2 separate regions of the Homo sapiens genome follow, and region 2 is linked to region 1. A link is an interaction called in ENCODE POLR2A ChIA-PET data of the cell type or tissue named here. Cell type or tissue: PC-3. All regions are shown on one strand. Each heading gives the region's core, and the rest is flanking DNA. Links, peaks and the distances in the headings are about the cores only. Region 1 has its middle 81 kb from the start of LNC-LBCS. Region 2 overlaps LNC-LBCS (lncRNA bladder and prostate cancer suppressor, hnRNPK interacting).

Evidence for each region. Peaks named below come from ENCODE experiments on the same cell type or tissue, not always from the same donor. Only the 100,000 strongest peaks of a DNase experiment are listed, where the experiment ranks them.
Region 2: POLR2A ChIA-PET joins it to region 1 with 12 read pairs; 6 of 35 experiments call an interaction of 5 or more read pairs at or near these places.

The regions. Positions count from the first base shown.
Region 1 is chr6:19,719,106-19,727,764 of GRCh38, forward strand. No RefSeq gene overlaps it. Among named protein-coding and RNA genes, the nearest start is that of LNC-LBCS, 81 kb to the right of the region's middle. RefSeq lists enhancers at 1-3,574, 14-1,213. In PC-3, for the core only: no CTCF peak of the experiment used is centred there; a DNase peak (open chromatin) is centred at 4,666; H3K27ac peaks cover 997 bases.
Region 2 is chr6:19,791,732-19,800,390 of GRCh38, forward strand. All of the region lies in intron 2 of LNC-LBCS (lncRNA bladder and prostate cancer suppressor, hnRNPK interacting), which reads right to left. Among named protein-coding and RNA genes, the nearest start is that of LNC-LBCS, 8.7 kb to the right of the region's middle. In PC-3, for the core only: no CTCF peak of the experiment used is centred there; a DNase peak (open chromatin) is centred at 3,670; H3K27ac peaks cover 1,557 bases.

The DNA of each region.
Region 1 (8,659 bases), core at 211-8,210:
GCCCTGCTGCATAAACTTCTCCTATGCAACAGCTGATGGAGTTGAGTTTCACTGTGTCCATAGATGTCCAACACCATATTTAGGAATTTCCCAGACTCTCATTCTTCCCCAAATTCCCACCCAAACTGCACCCCTGTGGAACAGAAGTGAAAATTGACTAAGAATGTTATTCAGAATCAAATGGGAAAGTTTCCACAGCTCCAGGTAATAAAAGTAAAAAGACAGGGTGATCTTTGAATTCCTCTGGAGAAAAATTAAAATGTTCTTTATTAGTTGCTATAGTGTCCAAGGAAAGCCTCCTCTCACCCTTTTTTTTTTTTAAATAAGGGCTTCTCCTTCCTACACAGTTCTTTTAATACAAGTGAAAAATTCCAAATTCCTCATTTGTTTAGCTTGAAAATCCCCTGCACATTCCCACAAACTACTTCCTTTTCTCTCTTTTTAGCAAGACTCCCCTCTCTTTAATGAAGAGAAGTTCAGAGGGTTTTTCCCATGAATAGATGGCAGGCACCTGGGAGTTATGAATTTTAAAGTGATCATTTTCTTTCAGCCATGCTGGACAATGGGCATCTCCTTTTGACTCACTTTCACAGCTTTGAGAGGCTCTCAGATCAGCCACATTCCAATCGGACTGGAGTCAGATCAGAGCTGTGCTGGACCGCATCAAGGTCTCGCACAGAAAGACAAGGAGCAGATGGCCGGCACCGAGCCCTCCTCCCCCTTTCAGCGTGCAAAGGCAGGCAATGTGGGAAAGCGTTCGCCCGGCATTGCCTATTGATCCCTGAATAGAACCACCGCATGCCACCAGCCTGTAGGTATGAACCTCTGTTAACAGATGGTGAGATCATTATGAGCAATTAATTCCTTTAATGTATCAGTGGGAACATGTTGGAAAAGATGATGCAAGCACTGAGTGAATAGTGAACTTCTCACTCCTGGGGGAGCACGCAGGATCTACCTTGGGGGGTGCTGGGAATATCTTCCCAGGCTGCATCTATATCCCAGGCTGGAGACAGGAGCTGGGAACTGACTCCACAGAACAGAGGTGTGGTTTTCATTAACTAATTGTGAATCCTTGCCTTTCTTCATGATTAATGCCAGATTTGTCTCTAGGTCATTTTTATGTATACATAAGAATCATCCAAAACACAGAAACAAACAAAAACAATGTTGGTCAGTAAGTCCAAGATGCATGGGGAATTGTTTCACAGAAATCAGCAAAGTATCAGGTCATGGGTCACATTTGCTAAACACAAATATGGTTGTGACAGTTCTAAATTGAAAATAAATGTTGCTTTTGACAAAGATAAAAGAATGATAAAAATATGCACAGCCCAGCATTGGAGTAAGGAAGACAATGTTTGGACGTGTTATAAATTAGTACTTTTAAAAGAGGATTTAAAAAAAAAATGAACCCACATATATAATGAATTGGAGCAAATGACACATGTAGCAAATTATTTCCCCCAGCATAAGCTGGAATAATTTTTAGATCTCAGTAACAATATGAGAATGACTATCAGTGGCCAACTGAAAAAACCTGGTACCCTGTTATTCAGAAATGGCTCTGAGTACTAATCAGTGCAATAACAATGGCGTTTTTACATGTTTCCCGACTTTTTTTTTTTTAATATTTCATAGTGGAGGTGTTTTTCTTTCACAGGAAAAAGAAAAATCTTCTAACACAGTATGGATCATTGGGCAGAAGACAGAAAATACAGAAACAGGAAATACAGGCAACTATTCACTTAATTCATATTTAAATGACACTTTCTGCTTGTAATTAAGACACTCAAGTAGTGTCTCTGTTCATGAAATTTACATAACTGTACAATAGCTTGCCTAAATGAACAGCAAATGGCAGTTAACTTTGAAGTGTATTATCTTAATTGAATAAATCTGGCTTTAATTCAATAAATTAAAAACATAGAAAAAATATCGCAAAGACTTTTAAAAACAGACTTGCCACCCCCCATAAATACAGCATGGTACTGTTTATAGCTGTGTTGGAATGCTCGGACATTTTCCAGTATGATTTTAGAACTCTAAAAGCATTCCGGTACACACTCACTGTTTTTCCATCATTGTTTCCAAAGCAAATCAATGTCACTTTCTGGAAATCATTGATAAGAATATCTGAACACGAAATCAAAACACATAAGCTTGCTTATATGAGATGGTTCCTCATCTGGGCTTCCAATTTCTCCATCTCCATGGGAAATCTGGTCTTTCTCTTTTTCAATTCTGTATCACTGAGTGTCCTATGACATAGAGAAAAGACTAAATAGAGGAAAATCGTTTTCTTGCATAGGAAATACACGTTCCCATCACTTTTCCATTTAAATCAGATTTACATGGATCATAAATCCCTTCAGCATAGGAGAACTGACAGAAGATGCTAAATTCTCCCCTCCCAAAGTTTGTTGCTTTAATCAGCACCATCGTGTTTCAGTGATTATATAGTTAAGGAGAAGAAATCATGCAATATGTTTTTATTTGCATGAAATAAGTTAATTAGGCACCACCTGTGCCTTGTATCAGTCAACTAGGGGAAAAAAAAGGCAGGAGAACACAGGTGTTCTAAGAGCATCATAGTAGATTTTATACATTAACTTAAAAATTCTAAAACCTAAAATCACTTATCAGAATCCAGCAGCGCATATTGCTAAGGAATAACCCATGCACGATTGCGCACGCACACACAGACACACACACACACACACACACACGCACACACACACAGATATAAATAAAAATCGCTGTGAAGAAATTCCTGGTTTCTTGGCTAGCAAGAAAAAAAAGGTCGTAATTCATTCTTTCCTCGTTCTCACAGTGTTCACTATTGTACCATCTGCAATATACAATGTACATGCTCAGCCATAACCCATACGGCTGGAAAAGAAGCATTCACACTGTGAATTACCATTTTTCCCAGCATCTAGCTCTAGTCAAAGACAGCACAATAATAAACTAGAAGCTCCTTTGTCTGTTAAACATTGTTCTTCATTACTACATGAAAAGCAAATTGTCTTTGTATAGAGGAAGAGTGGCACACACGGCCATGGGAGTGGGGGAAGGGATTTGTCTCTCTCACTGACCACCTCACAGCCACGGCGGCCATTCTTCTTTCTCCACTTGCCCACCCAACTATGCCTTGGAAATTACTTCATCTGCAAGCCCATTGGGGATAGATCCCTTGCTCCATTGAGTGAGATGTTGGATTAGAGACTCATGGTATGCTTTTACACTGAATGTCCTGACACTTACATCCACAGATACATATTTTTAAAATCAATTTGGTCTGTCACTTTTTACTTTTTTATGAGAAGTGAAGCTTATCCCAGACATTCTTTTTTTCTGGGCTAAATATACTCAGCAAGTTATTGTGGGTTGTTTGGGCTCCTAAGAGCCAAGTGAAAAGCAAGCGAGGAAGAAAACCAAGAAAATATTTGGAGCAGCAGATATAGATAAAAATGTAAACATATAGCTATAGCACATAGTAATGCTTACTATGAAAGTTAAGAAAATGTATACATTAGACCAGAACTAACTCATCCAATGAAAGGGTCCTTGTAATGGAAATCGGTCACTTATAAGAAATTAATGATGGCCTAAAGGTTTTTTATTCTTTTGGATTTAACAAATTCCAACAAATCTTTCACCCAATGAACTTGCTTACAAAAACTTTACCAAATTAAACTTTACCAAACAAAAACTTTACCAAATTAAAATATCATGACAGATAGACATGAAGGCCAATGGGCAAACTCAAGTCCTTATTTCAAATGTCAAAGAAAATTGCTTCTTTGTGACACCTCGTTTCACTCTCAATGGATCATTGCCATAGTGTGTTGCTGGAAAGGTGTGCCAGGAGATGTAGAAGGGTGCTCTGACAGGCATAAAGTGAGCGGCAAAAGTCAGATCTGTAGAATTAACCGTACTGGATAGGGACTGGCTGAACAAAATAAACCACCTGATTATCAGTCCCAAAGTAGTTCAGTTTGTGTGTTCACTGTTAAAAAGAAGCCGAGATCTCATCAGAGACTAGTAAAAATCACTGGGGAGAGAATGTCCAAAGATAAACTGTGGACATAAAACAGCTGTTTCTATATTGGCGGGTTTTGCAGTAGACTTTGTGATTGCTAGTTTTCCTCCCTTGCATGGGAATAATACTTGGCTCACCGAGTTGTCATTAAGCTTCAAAAACATTATATGTATAAAATAACTCCAATAATTTCCCGTATATAGTAGGTTCACAATAAGTGCCAGTTGCCTTTTCAGATGCAGATTAACATTTGATTTTAATTTAGGAAGAAAAGAACTTAATTGCCAAGTACCATGTTCACATTCGTTCTCTTACAGGAGACATAATTTTTTATTTTTAATGTGCCATACTTGACAACCTGAGAACTTATGATTGTGAAGTAATCATAATGATTCCTCCCAACTTTGAAATGCTGTTATTCTGGAATATTCCCCAATTTCTAAACTTTATATACTCAACCCAGAAAATAAGTCTATTCTCCTAGAGGTCACAACTATAATCTATCTAAAGAGAAGCCTGCTTATGTATTTTTACCATGTGACATGTGACTTAGGGCTAGCTTTGACTTAGGCAGGCCCATTCTATGTAAACATGATGCTGACATCACCAGGAGACAGAGGAAGAATCTCAGTCCATGCCCATGAGAAAGTGGTAAAAATACATGAGTCACATTAGAAACATCTGTCTTCAATCCCAAATTAAGGACTTCCCAGAATAAGGGACAACTTGTGGACCACATGATCTGCTCTCCAACTTGAACTATTTGCTTATTTGTCTTAATTCTATGAATATATAAAAAATAGCTAATGGTTTCCCTTTCTTAATAATACTGCATTTCCTTGAGAGTTTGCATGCTGGTTTCCAAATTGTTACAACAAATATATTTTTTTAATTTTCAGCTCGAATGCCCCTTCTTAATTTAGAATGACAATATTTGTTCCTCAACTCATAAAACAAAGCATTTATTAACAGTCCCTATAATTCTGCTTTTTGTCACTTGCAGGGAAACATGTTGAACTTACTGACTGTAGATCTTCACATTTAAGATTCTCCCTTTTCAATATCTTTTTTCTCTTCTTCTCCATGGGCCCTTCTTCATCGTTTCAAACATACATAGATATCCTCAGTCTAGAGCAGTTGTTCTAACCTGGGGACAATTCTACCTCTAGGGGACATTTAACAATGTCTGGAATCATTTTTGTTGTCAAATTGGGTGGAGGGGTGATACTGGCATCTGGTGGGTAGAGGTCAGAGCTGTTGCAGAATTTCCTACAATGCACAGGGTAGCCCCATTGCCTGTCCCCACAACAAAGAATCATCCAGCTCAAAATATCAATTGTTTCAAAGTGGAGAAGCCCTCATCTAGAGGGGAAAACAAATGTTTTTAAAAACTAGTTGTATATAATTTTTGCATCTAGCTACTCCCTACACATCCTTTATTTCATTGCTAAACTTTTCTCCTTTTTTTGCTTTTTTTTTTTGAGACGGAGTCTCGCTCTGTCACCCAGGCTGGAGTGCAGTGGCGCGATCTCGGCTCACTGCCAGCTCCGCTTCCCAGGTTCACGCCATTCTCCTGCCTCAGCCTCCCAAGTAGCTGGGACTACAGGTGCCTGCCACCACGCCCGGCTAATTTTTTTGTACTTTTAGTAGAGACGGGGTTTCACCATGTTAGCCAGGATGGTCTTGATCTCCTGACCTCATGATCCACCCGCCTCGGCCTCCCAAAGTGCTGGGATTACAGGTGTGAGCCACCACGCCCGGCCTTTTTTTGCTTTTTGGTTTTTTGTTTTTGTTTTTTTGTTGGAGAGATGGAGTTTTGCATTTTTGCTCAGGCTGGTCTCAATCTCCTGAGCTCAAATGATCCATCCACCTCGGCCTCCCAAAGTGCTGGGATTACAGGCGTGAGCCAGTGCACCCAGCCCGTTGCTAAACTTTTCTAAGACATCTCCCCTGCATCCATATTCTATTATGCTCTTAATCTTCTGCAGCTGATTTTCCTTCCAAGCAACTCACTGCAACTGCTCTCTTTAGGGTCACCAACCTCCTTAATTGTCAAATCAAACAATCCAATAAACATTTTTTCCAGCCTTATCTTATTTTGACACCTCTATTGCATTCAAACTGTTGGTCTTTTTCTCCTTCTTATAATACTCTTGTCTCTTTTTCTTTGCCCCTTGACACAATCCTCCTCAAGTCTTCATCCTTGTGATCATAATCATCATCATCATCAATCCATCATCACAACTCCTAACATCACATGCATCACTTCATTCTGTTCTCCATTTAAATCCCCCTATCAGGAGCACTTCTACACTGCTGGTGGGAATGTAAACTAGTACAGCCACTATGGAAAACAGTGTGGAGGTTCCTTAAAGAACTAAAAATAGAACTACCATTTGATCCAGCAATCCCATTACTGGGTATCTACCCAGAGGGAAATAAGTCATTATTTGAGGAAGACACTTGCACATGCATGTTTATAGCAGCACAAGTCACAATTGCAAAATCCTGGAACCAACCCAAATGCCCATCAGTCAATGAGTGGATAAAGAAACTGTGGTGTATATATACAATGCAATACTACACAGCCATAAAAAGGATTGAATTAACAGCATTTGCAGTGACCTGGATGAGATTGGAGACTATTATTATAAGTGAGGTAACCCAGGAATGGAAAACCAAACATCGTATGTTCTCACTGGTATGTGAGAGCTAAGCTATGAGGACACAGAGGCATACGAATGACACAGTGGACTTCGGGGACTTGGGGGGAAAAGTGGGAGGGGGGAGAGATAAAAGACTACGCATATGGTGGGTGCAATGTACACTGCTCAGTTGATGGGTGCACCAAAATCTCACAAATCACCACTGAAGAACTCTAACCAAATTCCACCTGTACCCCAATAACTTATGGAAATATATTTTAAAAAATAACAAAACCATAAAAACATAAATAAGTAAATAAATAAATAAATCCCCCCTATCAGAGAGGTTTCTCCTGGCTACCCTACCCAATGTAACACCATCTGATCTTTCTATGCTCTTGTTTCTCTTCATAGCATTTTTTGCCACCCAATATTATTTTATATGTGAATTTTAATTTTTTCATTGTCTCTTCTCACCCCACTCCCTTTCCTCCAGATTGTAAGCTTTATGATAGAATAGGAACAATATCTATCTTGTTCACTTCCATCTTATTAGTACCTAGTACTCAGTAGCTACACAGGCATATTTGTTGAATGAATAAAAGGATAAGTGAGAAAATGAAGGGAAACGGGGCCTATGAAGTGCTTTCTAGTAGCAGGCACTGTGCTTAGTTAGCACAGTATCCTTCCAGCACTGGTAGTATATGCTTTCTTACAACTCTTTGTCTCCTAAGATGCTGCTCCAAGCTGATACTCCTATTTCGATGACCACTTCTCTGTCTCCTTTGATGCCTCCTCTTCTTCCTCTTACTGCCTGGCTACTTCTAAGATTCCCTCCTTGATGCTATGCCATCCCATTGCTCTGTGCTCTCTTTGACAGCATGTTTTAGTGTCCCGCTTCAGTGGCCCCAATAGCACAAAATTCAGTATGCCACACCTCACATCTGCAGAACCAGCTGTATTATTCATCCTTGTGGCAGACCTACCACGTCTAGGCCAGTGCTGTTGCTGGTGACTGTTTCAACATTTGCAAAGGCCTTGATGCAGGAAGAGGCCTTCATGCAGGAAGAAGCCTTGAACTTTTAGGGAAGTGGTGAAAGTCCAGTGTGGCTGGAATGAGGAGTGAGGGGTGCAACAATGATAAAATATGCTGGTGAAGAAATCTTTACTGGACACCCCTTTTGTGTATACAATTATCTAAGATGTGTGGGCAAAAAATTAAAGATGAACTTGATGCCCCTTCATCAATAAAGTTTGGTGATTTAGTATCACAAGCATACTGTCTAAATGGTGCTCATGTCTGTGTCCCAATCAAACACCTTTATTTCACTGTGTAAAGCTCCCCCCGCCCCGCCCCCCGCTTGCATCCTTTCTGACGTTCCCCTATGGTCGATTTCACTGCTCCTGCTTACTTCACAAAACCAATTATCAGGCATTGTTTATTTTTTAAAATGGTGATCTCTATATAACATTATTCAGAACAAGAAAATATAGTTTTATTTTAAAGTGTTAAGAATCCACATGGAACTTAAATTACATGTAACAGAGGAAAGCACAGTTTTTGGAAGTGGCCATATAACTTTAAAAAGATGGGCCGGGTACAGTGGCTCAAGCCTGGAATCCTTCAGCACTTAGGGAGGCCGAGGCGGGTGGATCACCTGAGGTCAGGAGTTTGAGACCAGCCTGGCCAACATGGTGAAACCCCACCTCTACTATAAAAATACAAAAATTAGCCAGTTGTGGTGGCAGCCACCTGTAATCCCAGATACTCAGGTGGCTGAGCCAGGAGAATCGCTTGAACCCAGGAAATGGAGGTTGCAGTGAGCTGAGATCACACCACATAGCACTCCAGCCTGGCAACAAAGTGAGACTCCGTCTCAAGAAAAAAAAAAAAAAAGATGCCATTAGCTTTTCCCTCTTGTACCCAACTAAGTTTTCTTCTTCAAAGTATTTTTTTTTTCCTTCCTAT
Region 2 (8,659 bases), core at 66-8,065, 72 kb after region 1:
AGATACATCAATTAACGGAAGACTTTTAAAAACAGTTTTAACTAAAAAAAATAAAGAACATTAATAATATTTTGGGTTTTTTTCTTCCTCAAACTCAATACAGCCATATTCTTTGATTGGTACATTTTTGTATTTGTTACCACTCGGTATACCTAGGAATCTAAAATGCTGGCATTCTGAAACATAACCATTAGGATAGTTGTTACATATTTAATTTCATGCTCCACTCAGCATAAAGCAGTTGTGGGACTACAGACCAAAGCAAATTAAGTGGCTTCTTAGATAATTTCCTGCTTAATTGAAAGCAGGTAGCTTTTTAAAAGTAATAGTTGGTTTTGTTTCAAATGATTGTAAAGTTATTTTTTTTGAATACATGGTTATAGAATAACTTTCTACTTAATCCAAACACAATGAGTTGGGAGTCTCCCACTGAGTCTAAGGGACAAGAAAGTGACCTAGTTCTGGTAGCAAATAAATGGGGGTAGGAGTGGATGTGGGACATGGGGCAAGGCAGGGGAAGAATGGCATGGTGTTTGGGTTGGAACACACACAGACATGCACATGCATATGTATGTACAGTTACACCAGTTACACAAGTTCAGGTTGAATATCCCTTATCTGAAATACTTGGGACTAGAGGTTTTTCAAATTTTTTTGGATTTTGGAATATTTGCATATACATAATGAGATTATCTTGTGATGCTCCCCAAGCCTAAGCACTAAATTCATTTATGCTTCACATATACCTTATACACATAGCCTAAAGGTAATTTTATATAATATTTTAAATAATTTTGTGCATGAAACAGAGTTTTGACAGCAACTCACTACATGAGGTCAGGTGTGGAATGTTCCACTTGTGGTGTCATGTCAGAGCGCAAAAAATTTCAAATTTTGGAGCATTTCAGATTTTTGATTTTTGAATTATGGATGCTGTGTGTGTGTGTGTGTGCACACGTGTACACATATATATTTATCATTAACATATACAATAGATTGGGTTTCATTTCTGTCTGCTCTACTCTTACCATTGGTCTAATGTTAACAAGTGGTCTATTATGAGATTGATTGCCCTGGTTCATACCTTCCAGACAGGTTTTCCTTATTACAGTGTAAAAACAAACTATCTGATATGATGGTCTATCATCACATAGAAATAAGAGTATCAGCTGTGATGCTCTATCTTGCTTTTGGAGATACAGTCCAAGGAGCATGAATGTGAGCACACTAATAAAGAGACATGAAAAGAATTCGGTTAACATAAATGCCTATATATTGGGGGGACAATAGAATTCTCTTTTGTCAGGAGTCAGTATTCAGAGTTTTTCGTTTTTGTTTTGTTTTTGAAATGGAGTTTCGCTCTTGTTGCCAAGGCTGGAGTGCAATGGTGTGACCTCAGCTCACTGCAACCTCTACCTCCCGGGTTCAAATGATTCTCCTGCCTCAGCTCCCAAGTAGCTGGGATTACAGGTACCTGCCATCATGCCTGGCTAATTTTTTGTATTTTTAGTAGAGACGGGGTTTCATCATGTTGGCTGGTCTCGAACTCCCGACCTCAGGTGGTCCACCCACCTCGGCCTCCCAAAGTGCTGGAATTACAGGTGTGACCCACGGCATCCAGCCTCAGAGTTTTTCAAATAAATTAGAAAAAGCTTTTAAGTCACAAAAAAAAAGAGAATGTTTTCTTGTTGCATACATTGAACAGAATAAGAGAGACAGAGACAGACAAATGAAAAGGTATTCTTCAGAACCAAAAATTTTAAAAAACTGCAAGAAAAAAACATATACTGAATTTTTACATTCATCAATTGCCATGGTGATTCATGCAACTGATAACAGTGAGCATCAGCACCCTAGAGCTATGGAGTAAGTGCTAAGAGATGCGCTTTTGGTATTTAATGAAATTCTAACTTGCCTGCAGTTTTTTTTGTTTTGTTTTGTTTTTGTCGCTGCTACTTTGGATCACTGCTGTCAACCAGGCTGCACTTGGAACCACTAGCTATGCAGTTACAGTGCAATGTATTAACAAATCCATTTTTATTTTTCAATACTTAGAACCACCCTGTAGTACTAAATGCTTGGTTTCCCATTTTTGTGGCATTCCCAAGAATATTTTTAACAGTCATTTTTAAAATGTCAAAGGAAGGAAAGAAGAAAGGAAGAGAAGGAGAAGGGAGGGAGGACAGAAGAAGGCAGGGCTTCCAGCAGAGGAGCCATGAGTGAGTCTTGTAGTCATGCTGGAAATAAATGTTCACCAGCTATTTCAGTGTTCCACCCTCATAACAGACTTCGTTTCCCTACCTACTTGAAGTTGGGCATGGTAATGCATGTGTTTTGGTCCTTGGAAAATCTCAATTGACGTTTATCAATTCCACCAGGCAGAAGCCTTTCTGGATGTATCTTGCTTCCCCCCCCCCCCTTCCTTGTGCCACAGCCACCAACTCTCTTAAGACAGTAGAGGTCCATCGGCCTCACTCAAACCTGGAAGGAGAAAACATTTAGCCAACCCATCATGGATATGTAGCAGGAGCAAGACATAGATCTTTGTTTCTATGAGCAACTAAGATTTCACTGCAACATAACCTAACCCTAATTAATATAGCAGGTGATGGGAGAGAAATAGGAATTCAACTTGTAGCAGCAATTGTCATAAAATTGAAAAGAGAAAACAAGGTGAAAAGAAAAAGATGGCATAAGAGAATATGAAGTTCTAGAATGAAGATGAAACTGAAAATTCAAATACTGGCAATAACTGGTCAAGAAACAAAGAACAATGCTAACAGAATTCTATCAGTTACCCCATAAAGCATAGAGAAAACAGTCCTGGGGAATATTAGTTTTGAGACTCAGGAGAATATTTTATGTCTCCTTTGACCTATTTTAGCATTCTTCCAACATGACTTCCCTTAATGCTCAATAGAATTTTTCAGAAATTCCTGAAGGAAAAATGAGCATAAGTTGGTTGTCGCTTGAGTGTGTTCTATGAAAGACAGGAAGATGGTTGCGTTTCTCACTTTAGGATCTGAATCAATGGTGGTACTGTTCAATGAGATGGAGAACACAGAAGGGAGATGAATTAGGATATGCTGAGATTGAAAAGCCTGTGTGACATCCAAATGGAGACATCCAGTGGTAACTGCAGATTCAATAAATGAGTTCGAATCTGTTAGCTTTTTCTTAAGACCAGCATTATGGAATTGGATAAGATTATCCAAGGTCAGTATATATGAGAAAAAGAGGGCAGAACCTCAAATTACAACAACATTTAAGGAATACGTAAGAAAAAAAAACCCTCAAAAGAAAATTAGAAAGTACAGTCAGAGAAATAGGAAGAACTTTACCTACTAAAATTTCCAGGCCCTAACCTTAACCTCAAACTTTTCTCCCAGTCTTTCACTTCCTGCTCATGGTTTTACTTCCGTGTCTATTCTACTACCATAACCAATCACTTTTACCTATCATTTTGTATTCTCAATAGTCTTTCTTCTTGACTTACACCACTACCCTATCATACCTGGATCATTTTTAAAAATTCACATTTCTATTCTTACAAGGATATCTTCCTTACAACTATTTTTCTAGCTATTCCTGAGCCTAAAGAGTTAAGAGGCTTCCAGAGTAACTCCTCTGACTCAAATACTCAGCCCAATTGTTTGGCTTCCTTAATCACTATTCAGGTAATATATAGAGCATGACCACAGGAAGAAAGAACTAATATTTGAACATATATTATGTGTTAGTCATGCACTGTGGTGGGTCTTTTATATATAACATATTTACTCTTAACAATATCATGAATTTTTATTGACCTTAAGAAAGTTAAGAATTTTGACCAAGATCTCATTGCAATACAGATATTCTGCCTCCAAAAGCCTTGTCCACACCACCAGGCTCAGCTGCCTTCCAAATAATAATGCATTGCTCCTCTCTTCAAAATATTTTCACTGTTTGGGCAAGAGAAAGTCCACATATGCTAAAATTATTTTAAAGCTGTTTCAAATCCAACAGAAGTAGAAACTGATACCCCTTCACAATGAAGGGGAGAGACTATAATCTTTGTGTTAAACAGGCATAGCTAGGTTGTTTTTAACCCGGGCTGTACTTTTTAGAATCATCTACTTTTGAAAGCAATGGGTCTTCAATTTTCAGAAAGATGGAGCAGTGTTCCATCTATTTCAGACATAAGAAGGTTGAAGACAAGGTGAACAGAGGGCGGCAAATCAGCTAGGGAACTTGGGACCCGATGAACAACAGGTGGTGAGTGCTCTGAGTTAATTTTTTGCCTCAAATATCCCAGATTAGGTGCTGGAGAAGACAGAAACCCAGAAATACCAACAAGTATCAACCCAAAAAGCCTCAACAGAAACCTGCCCTCTCTAGAAAAAGGATAAGCAAAATGGCTACCTAGCCAGACAGAAGATGCTTGGACAGTAACAGCCAAACACCACAGAGAAAACTGTGGCCTCACCTCCACCCCCACCAGCAAAAACTGAGTGGGAGGCTCCATTTCCACCTTTGCCAGATACCCCAAAACTCCTATCCAAGTGGTGTCATAGAGGAAAAGCAGAGAGCTAGGAACTTCATCTCCACCAGGCAATAAGGAGTCTTCACCACCACCACCACACTGATGGTGCTCATGGAGACCACATGGAGAGTATGGACTTCCATCCCATCCTGCAGTAATAAAATGCTCCTCCCCACCTCACTGGAGTGGCATCAGAAGAAGTTAGTGGAGAGGTAGAACTTTCACTCCTGCCCAGCAGAAACCAGACCACCCCAACTCAACTCAACAATGTCAGTAGAGGCCAAGCAGTAATGAGTCTTCATGCCCCTCCCAGCCAGGATGATATCAACAGAGGTTTAATGGAGAACTAGAACTTCCACCCTTGCCCAGGAGTTACGAGGAGTCCCTCACACCCAGTTATTAACATTGGCATGGATTTCTATTTCCGCTTGGCAGCAATAAAGCAGCACCACCATAAAAATGTTTTAATGAGTAATTATGAACATGCCCAAAACAAATGGAAAAAAAATTAAAAGTCTCAGCAAGGAAAACAAAGATATAAATAAGAACCAAAAGGAAATTGTGTTAGTGGAAAGACAGCAGAATTAAAAACTCAATGGATGACCTAAACAGCAGAATGAAGGGAACAAAAAAAGGAATCAGTAAACTTGAAGACAACAATAAAAATTACCCAATCTGAAAGCAGAGAGAAAACTGATATTTTAAAAAATGAGCAGGGCCTTTGGGACCAGTAGGATTATAACAAAACATCTAATATAACTTTAAAGACTAGGAAGGAGAGAAGAAAAAGGGTGTGGCTGAAAAGTATTTGAAAAAATAACAACTGAAAACTCCCCAAATTTAGCCAAAGCATAAACTAACAGATTCATAAAACTATCAATGAATGCCAAGAAGGATAAACGCAAAGAAATCACTACTGAAGCACATTATAGTCAAACTTCTGAAAATAAAGACGGAAAAAGTCTTGAAAGTGGCAACAGCAAATAATACCTTATTTATAGGGGAAAAAAATTTAAATGACAGATTTCTCAACAAGAAACATGGGGGCCATAAGGAAGTGGCATAACATTTTTCAAGTACTAAAAGAATTGTCATCTCAAAATTCTATATCCAGCAAAAATATCCTTCAATAATGAAGGAAAAATCAAGACATTTTCAGTTGAAGGACAACTAAGATAGTTTGTCACCAACAGACCTATTTAAAAGAATAACTAAAGACGATGGGCATGGTGGAACACACCTGTAATCCCAGTACTTCTGGAGGCTGAGGTGGAAAGATCGCTTGAAGCCAGAAGTTCAAGACCAGCCTGGGCAACAAAGCAAGACCCCATCTGTACAAAAAATTTAAAAAGCTGGCTAGGGTGGTGGTGCTACGTTGGAGGGTGAAGAGAGGATTGCTTGAGTGCAAGAGTGTGAAGCTGTAGTGAGCTATGATTGCAGGACTGAACTCCAGCCTGGCTGAGAGAGAAAGATCTTGTCAAAAAAAAAAAAAAAAAAAGCGAAAAGAGTTCTCTAAACAGAAAGAAAATGATAATTAAAAACAGAAAACTTGTAACATCAAGAAGAAAGAAAGAAGACAGAAATCATAAAAAAAACCATGGGAAAATATAATAGGTTTTCTTTCTCCTCTTGAGCTTTCTAAGTATTTGACTACTGAGACAAAGATTATAACACTATCTGGTAGGGTTCTAAATGTATGTACAGGAGATACTTAAGACAATTATATTGCATATTTATATTATAAAGTGAAGGGATATGAAGGGAGGGAAGACTTTAACACTTCACTTGAACTGGTACTCCATTAACACCAATAGAGTTAGTAAGCTATAACTATAATACAGTAGCTACAGCAACTATTAAAAATGCTATATATTTGCACTCAAAAACACTATACATAAATCAAAACGGATTTTTAAAAAATGTTTAAGTAGCCCAAAGCAAGAAAGAGTTTAAAAAAAGGAAGACAGAGCAAATATTAAATAAAATAGGAAACAAAAGCATAAACGTATATCAATAATTACATTTAATGTAAATGATCTAAATATAACTATTAATAAAATGAGATCACAGAATGAATTTTAAAAAAAGAGATGACCCAACTATATGCTATCTACAAGAAGCTCACTTCAAATATAATGAAATAGGTTGAAAGTAAAAGTATAAAAAAAAGTCATGAAAGTATTTGAAGAAAGCAGGGATGGCTATATTAAAAGAAAATAGACTTCAAAGCAAAGGACAAGAGACAGAGAGAAATATAATTCACCAAAAAGAATTACATAAGCAATTCTAAGTGAACTGTATTAGCAATTCTAAGTGAGTATGCACCAAATAACAGACTTATAAAATATGTGAAGCAAAAACTGATAGAACTGAAGGGAGAATTAGATATATCCACAATTATAGTTGGGGACTTCAACACTCCTCTCTCAACAACTGATAAAACAATTGGATAGAAAATCAGCAAAGATATAAGAGAACCCAATAACATCGTCAAGCAACAGAAGCTAACTGACACTTCCAGAGCACCCCGCCCAACACTAGCAGCATTCTCTTTAAGCAATCACAGAGCATACACCAAGATAGATCATATCCATAACACAAACTCATGAAATTTAAAAGAATTAAATCATATGGAGTGTATCCTCTGACCATAATGAAATTAAAGTCGAAATCAGTAACAGAAAGATAATAGGAAAATAACCCAACACTTGGAAACTAAATTCCCTATAAAATAATCCATAGCTCAAAGAGGAAGTCTAAGTGGAAATCAAAACATACACTGAACTGAATGAAAATAAAAACACAACATATCAAAATTTGTGGATGCAGCAAAAACACTGCTAAGAGGGAAACTTATAGAACTAAAAGCTTACATTAAAAAGCAAAAAAAATCTCAAATTAAAATCTAAGATTATACCTCAAGAGCATAGAAAAGGAAAAGAAAAACCCAAAGAAAGCAGAGAGAGGGAATAATAAAGAGAAAAGCAAAACTCAGTGAAATTGGAAACAGAAAATCAGTAAAAGATGGTTCTTTGGAAAAAAAAAAAAAATCAATAAAATGCACAAATCCCAATCAAGACTGACAAATTAAAAAGGAGAAAAAAACATAATATTAGGAAAGAAAGCAGGGATATTACTACAGATCCTGCAGATATCAAAGGGATAATGAGTAAATACCACATAAATTAGACAAAATTAGACAATAGATAAAATGACCCCATTCCTCAAAAAGCACACATTATCCCAACTCACACAATATGAAATAGATCATTTAAATAGCACTTTATTGAGAAAACTGAATTCATAATTTTTAAATTACAGAAAAAGAAAACTCCAGGGCCCGCCAGATTGTTTTACCACACTATTCTAACAAATGTTTAAAGAAGAATTAACACCAATTATACATATACTTTCCCCAAAAATAGAAGAGGCATGAACACTTCCCAATTTATTTTAGGAAGCCAATATTATCCTGCTATCCAAACCAACCAAAGATTGCATGAGAGAGAGAGAGACAGGGAGACAGAGATAAACAGAGACAGAGACAGAAACTACAGACTGATATCCTTCGTTAATATAAGTGCAACAATCAACAAAATATTAGCAAATGGCCTTCAGCACTATATCAACACAGAATTATATACCATGAGCTAGCATCCTAGGGATGAAAGACTGATTTAACATTCAAAAATCAATCAATATATTAATAATCTACCATATTCACAAGCTAAAGGGAAACAAATCATGATTCATCAGTTGATGCAGAAAAAGTACTTAACAAAATTCAACATCCATTCATAATACAAATTCTCAGAAAACTGGGAATGCAGGGAACTTCCTCAAACTGACTTTTTAAAAACTTGAAGAAAAAAAAACCCTACAACTAATATTATACTTAATACGAAAGACTGAATGCTGGCCTGGCATGGTGGCTGTAATCCCAGCACTTTGGGAGGCCGAGATGGGCAGATCACCTGAGGTCAGGAGTTCCAGACCACCCTGGCCAACATGGCAAAACCCCATCTCTACTAACAATACAAAAATTAGCTAGGCGTGGTGGCACACACCTGTAGTTCAGCTACTTGGGAGGCTGAGGTGGGAGAATCACTTGAATCCGGGAGACAGAGGTTGCAG